Regions from separate parts of the Homo sapiens genome. Here region 1 is linked to region 2. The links are chromatin loops, found by intact Hi-C in ENCODE. Cell type or tissue: endothelial cell of umbilical vein. All regions are shown on one strand. Each heading gives the region's core, and the rest is flanking DNA. Links, peaks and the distances in the headings are about the cores only.

What was found. Peaks named below come from ENCODE experiments on the same cell type or tissue, not always from the same donor. Only the 100,000 strongest peaks of a DNase experiment are listed, where the experiment ranks them.
Region 1: a loop joins it to region 2, with 4 times the contacts of the local background. A loop is called at or near these places in 5 of 110 quality-filtered maps.

The regions. Positions count from the first base shown.
Region 1 is chr2:161,425,788-161,428,699 of GRCh38, forward strand. It overlaps TBR1 (T-box brain transcription factor 1), which reads left to right. Exons shown (of 6, transcript NM_006593.4): 6 at 1-83. Among named protein-coding and RNA genes, the nearest start is that of TBR1, 11 kb to the left of the region's middle. In endothelial cell of umbilical vein, for the core only: a CTCF peak has its summit at 1,120 (motif pointing right); no DNase peak of the experiment used is centred there; H3K27me3 peaks cover 2,270 bases.
Region 2 is chr2:162,122,422-162,125,333 of GRCh38, forward strand. All of the region lies in intron 1 of LOC101929532 (a long non-coding RNA gene), which reads left to right. Among named protein-coding and RNA genes, the nearest start is that of GCG, 28 kb to the right of the region's middle. In endothelial cell of umbilical vein, for the core only: a CTCF peak has its summit at 1,577 (motif pointing left); a DNase peak (open chromatin) is centred at 1,580.

The DNA of each region.
Region 1 (2,912 bases), core at 108-2,607, 700 kb before region 2:
CACTCCATTGAGAAACGTTTTGTTTTTTGCTCGTTTGTATCGTCTGTGTATAACAAGTAAAATAAACCTGGTAAAAACGCTAACTATGGTGTTTGAAAGCAGTTTACAGTTTGAAAATAATTTAATTATTATAGGTGATGATATTTAAGGGTTAAGGAAGACTAGCCCGTCCCCACTCCAATATGGGCAGCCTGTTTAATGGAAGCCACCTCCCATTCCCCCCTTAAATTTGTTTTATAGTACTTCCAGGAGCTACTTTTTTCTTCTTATTTATAATTATTTAGCTACCTATGAGCCAAGTCTCACTTTTCTGCGCTCATTTTCTTTTTTCAGGAAAACATATGCACTTTTCTCATCATATTTATCTGATTCTCTCTGAAGTTGGAAATAATGCGAACAGGAAAAGGAGGTTCTTTAAATAAGGAGTTAAGAATTTCTTTAAATTTCACAGAGTAAGGCGGGAGGCGTTGGCCAAAAGTAGGGTGTAATTTAAATGCATGTCAAAATAGGATGTTGACCGCAGATTTAGTAAATTCTGGTTGTACATACGAGGCCTTGGAGGTGAGTGGCGAATCTGTAAACGCAGACACAGAACAGCCTACATTTCTTGAGTGGATGGTTTCCGAAGACTGGGCAGGGGTAGGGTGGCGAAAGACACGTAGAACAAACTCGCGAAAGGGTCGTTTTTTAACCACTGAGCTTAAAACTGCTTCTGGGAGGCATCTGGGCTGGGGGTAGGGGCACTGCTCTATCCCTTCTGTAGTGGAATCTTATGCCAGTCCTATCCCTGCCAGATTCACACCTGGGGAACAAATGCAGAAATGCGAAATCCCAACCTGGAGGGCGCTGCGTCTAGTGAAGTCCGCAGAACTCTTTACCTCGTGGAGAAGCGATTTTTGTACTTTTGTCTCCAAAGAGAGGTGATCCAGGCAAGAGGCGGAAAATGGTTCCACATTCTTGCTTAGTCTGGGCCAGCCTCAGGTTACAGGACTAAATTTACCTTTACATAGACATTGTCCTGTGTCCTTTCTGCAGTTTGACAGATGTAAGGAGGCCTCAAATTTCTAATTAAAATGAAAATTCGTGGGAGGATAAAACTAACTTGCCTTCCCTGGACAATTCCGCCACTAGACGGCGTTCCGTGGAGTTTTGTCTGCCACATAAAAAAGCGAGGACTGAATTTCCTTTGTGTTTCTTTCCCCTCCTCACATCTAAGAACTAAGTAAGAGGACAAAAGTACAAGACACGGTGCATGTGTGGCGAGTGAAGTGGAGCAGTGCATTCGTGTCATCACCCACCCGACCCCGGCTGCGCTCCTCCGACCCCGCCGCCTACTCCCGCCGAGGAGGAGGAGCACGTGCGGTCGGTGGGGCGCAGGGCCGGGGAGCCAGGGGGGTGCCGGGGCTCGAGGCCGCGGGGCCGCGGGGGCCGCGCTCTGCTCTCCGCCCAGGCTGGGCCACTGGAGCGCGGGAGCCCTGGAGCCCGGCGCTGCCCGGCGCTACCCGCCGCCCTCGGGACAGTCACCGTGAGCAAAAGAGTCGGTGTCATGTGCGTAAACGAAGCTCTTAGGAGCCGAGGATAGATTTCACAGGAACGTAGTGCCTTGTTCTGAAAGACGCGCTTTGGTTGATATTAGGAAGTATTTTTAAAAAATTGGGGAGGTCGTTTCCCTTGCAGCTCCGCCACCATCTGCTGCGTGGACTGAGTCAGCGTGAGGTAAATTTGCAGCTTCGCGCTCCTCTCGGAGGCATTGTGCTGTCTTGTCCCTTTAAAACATGATCATTTCTCCTCGCTTCCAAGAAGTCTTGGGTGTCTGGTGAAATGACACTGTCAGTGCGTCTGAGAGGCTGAGGCTGTTCAAAGGAAATCAGAGGCTGGATTTGGCAGGCCCTTTGGGAATCAAAGTTCGCGTCTCCTGTTAGAAGAGAGTTGCCTTTTCTCTCCTGAGGGCAGGGGTCAGGGGATAGCCTGAGAGGAACGGCGATTCCTCTCCGTAAACTCAGATTTCCTCAGTTTTTAACAGTGTATTTTCAAAAAGAGGACGAAAGAAGAAGACGAGCGTGCGGCTAGCACTGTATTCTGGCTCGTGTCTTCCCGCCACTCGCAATCCGCGCCATCTTAACTAACTTTCAATGTCCCTCGGGGCTGAGCGTGCCGGCGGCGGGTGCTGCTCGGGCTGGGAGATGCTGCGGCCTGGGTTCTCAACCTTCCGGGTGGACGCCGCCCGTCGGGGTAGACAGAGGCGGGAACAAAGCGCGTTGCGGCGGCGGGAGGCAGGCCGGTCTTGCCCCCACAGGCTAGGCTGCAGCTTGGCCCTGGTGCACCCGAGCCCAGAGCAGCGGGGACGGGCGTCCGGGAGCTCGCCCGGGTGCGGGGTCGCTCCTGAGGCCTGGGCCGGGGCTCTACTGCTTTGCCGTCGGGCGGGCGGCGGCGCCCGGGGCTGTCACAGTTGGGGATCCAGGTCAGAGGTCCAGGCCGAGAAGCAGGCTGTGGGGCGAGACTAGAAGGAAGTCCAGGCCCAATTCAGGCCGCAGGTCCCAGCTGGGGTCCAGGCAGTTCTGAGTACCCCCGACCCCAGCATCAGTTGAAAAGGGCCGCGGCCTGGGCTCTGGCCTAAGCGCGCAGCCTCTGTCCGCTGCTCTTTCAGAGCCAGGCCCGGCAGCCGAATAGGATTTAGGACGTGGAATCCTGTTTCGGACTAGCAGAAACTTACTGAACAGTTTGTTTCAAAAATCAGGTTGTTTCTGTCTTTTTAGGACCGACTTACATCACTGGAGCTTTTAAATTGTAGTAATTTAGGGTCTATAGATAACTTTCTGAACCTCTTATCCCCCGCAGTTAACATTTTCATATAAATCTCACTGCTACAACTCTTTGTGACCCACCTTTTTTTGGGGTGTTATTGAGTATTT
Region 2 (2,912 bases), core at 203-2,702:
AAGCAAACATGAGAATCCACCTGTCTTCTATTAAGTCATGTAAAACAATGGCATTTTTCTTGTTATTTTTCCTGTTTTGGAATACACAGTCTTTTTCATAAAAAGTATTATTTATGTTAACTTGTAATGGAACTATTCTTTTAACTTAAATCAATAAAATGAATATTTAGGACTTTCTGTTTAATTTTGGATATGTTAAATGTTAATCGATATAGCCTGGATAAACAAAAGTCCTTTGGGGATAGCCAATTTTTAAGAGGGGCCTGGAGACCAGAAAGTTTGAGAAGCTCTGATTTTTGTCACTTACTAGAAGGCGAAGACTGGGAAGCCTGAGAGGTTGGACATATCGAGAGAAGTGGAGGTGAAGGGTCCTGCATAAACACTTCTAACCACTGTGACCTGCAACATGTTATAATATCAACTCCCTGAGGCTCTAGCAGGGGACATGCACAGGTCATAAAGTTTCTCTCCTAGCTATGGAAGTTCTCCTTACTTTGAATATCACTAGATGTATTTATTGAATTAGTAATTGTTATGAAAAATTGAGCAATAAATCAATCTGTATAAGAAAATGGTATATCTTTGAAATTTCCATAAAGCTCAACTGTTTTAAAGGCTTAGAAGTTTGCCTTTCTTTTTTGATTATGAAAGTAATACATGTCAGTATAGAAAATGTAAAAAATTCTGAAAAGCATTAAGTGACTAGGAGTTAGTTATAATTTTACCTCTCAGAGAGAATAAGTTAGCTTACTACCCGTTTTCTTCTGTCTCTATTTTTTAAACAAATATGTTACCATGCTGTATATATCATTTGAAATCATTATGTTTAATGGAGCAAAATATCCCATTTGAATTATATAATAATAAATTTAGCCAATCTACCTATAGTTAGTTAGATGTGAAAATATCCCCTCCATTTTTTTCATCTTTTATAATGTATGTTTGAATATGCTTCTCTCTATATCTCTATATATTACTTTATTCTGCACATGCACACACACACACACACACACACACACACACGCCAAAAACTATGTATATGCAGTTGTCTACATCACTGTTTCAAAGCATTCATTTTGCTGAAGGAAATAAATACTGCAAAGTTGGAACTTCCTTCCAAATTGACTTATATCTATTGTTATTGCTATTTTTAAATTTATTAGCAATTCCAATACAAGTGCCATTGTAGAATTTTTTTAAAAAAACTGATTAAATAAACCTAAATTTCATTTGGATAAATTAATGGATAAAAAATATTTTGAAAACAAAAACATAATTGAAGATGAATACTGGTGACAGCAGGTTTTAGAAGGTATTGTAAAACAAAAATAATTAAAACAGCGTGGTTTTATAGTAAGGATTGACAGATAAAGGAAAGAAATTCCTAGGAAATATTGTCTAGCACACTTAAAAATTTAGTATATGGTTAAAGGCAGTATCACAAATAAGTAGTGACACTAATGAATGTTCAATAACCAGTGCGAAAATATCATTAACTCTGTGGAAAGCAATAAACAAAAACAAAAACGCAAATCCCATTTAAGTTATTGAGATAATTAGAATAAAAGATGTATGGTGCCATCTAGTGGTTAAACGTGTAATTGCATACATACTGTTCTATGTAGAGTCTAATGGCAGAAATTTAAACCTGATGGAGAATTGAAGGGAGGTAAATTATTCATTAATAAAAAGGTTTACATCTCACACTTCAGCACTAATTTAAGAAAATATTTTTAAATACTGACTGTTTCCGAGAATATTATAAACGGTAGCCTATATAGTGATCCTGCATGAACATACAAGAAATTGCAGTTCCAGACATTCACATAAACAAGCATGCCAACCTGTCAGACTTTTTTTTAGTAACACAATGAAACAAAAGAACAATTTGAGTAAAAGCATGCTGATTGGAAATTCATACATGAGAGCAGAGCCTGCCAGCAGTTATAGTTTTGAATAAAGAACACCAGGGGAGCAACCTGTCCTCTGGCCCATGGGGACTAATGGAGAGCCAGAGCTTGCCCTGGGCCAGTGGCCAGTGCAGTTGGGTAGTTCTTGGTCTCAGTGGAGACTGCACATCTCCCAACTGGCCTCAGGCACAAGCTATACACACGCAGCCATCTCCACACTGGGTCTGTGCCTCCAGTCTTCCCATCCATCAGTCCATGGAGGCTGCTGCAAGGATGCGTGGCTAATCTAGAAAGCAGCCCTGCCTTCCATCTCTGGGAACGCACTCTCCTTCCCATTCAGTGGCTGCAGCAGCAGCTGCCCCGTTGGAATGCACAGAGCTTCCTGGCCCCAGCTCCTTGGTCCAGAGATGAGCTCCTAGACTAAAGCTGGGCCTATACGTCTTCTTCCTTGGAATTTTGAATTTGGAAACAAGAGAATTGGGCCAGTCTGTCTCTGGATTGTCAAGACTGGGAGCTTAAAATTCAGAAGCTTTGGGTGTCCATTAGTGTAAGCTGGAGAAACAGAAAGAGCAAGTGGAGAGGAAGAAGCCCAAAGAAGCAGCAGCGGGCGATGAATGAGGCAGCACCACTGTGCTCCCCCTCCCTAGCTCTGTTGCTTTGCTCTTTTTGGATGCTCAGTTACTCCTTGGATTCCTTGGATTCCCAGTATTCCTCAGATAAGCCTTTCCTTTTGCTGAAGCAAATGTAAATGTTTTTCTGTCCTCTACATTTAAAAGTGTGCTAATAAATATTTTGAAAGGACAAATCTGATCTGTATCATTCAACAGCTGCTCATTACCTGCACATCAAGTGCAAATTCTTTAGCATGGCTTTTGAGGCCTCTCATGACCTCTGAAGCCTCATCTCTGACTTGCCCTTGCTTTCTCCCTTCTCCCAGCCCCCCTCCCTCCTCCCTGTCTGTCCTCCATGCTCCAGCCACATTCCAATGCTTCTCACTTTCCA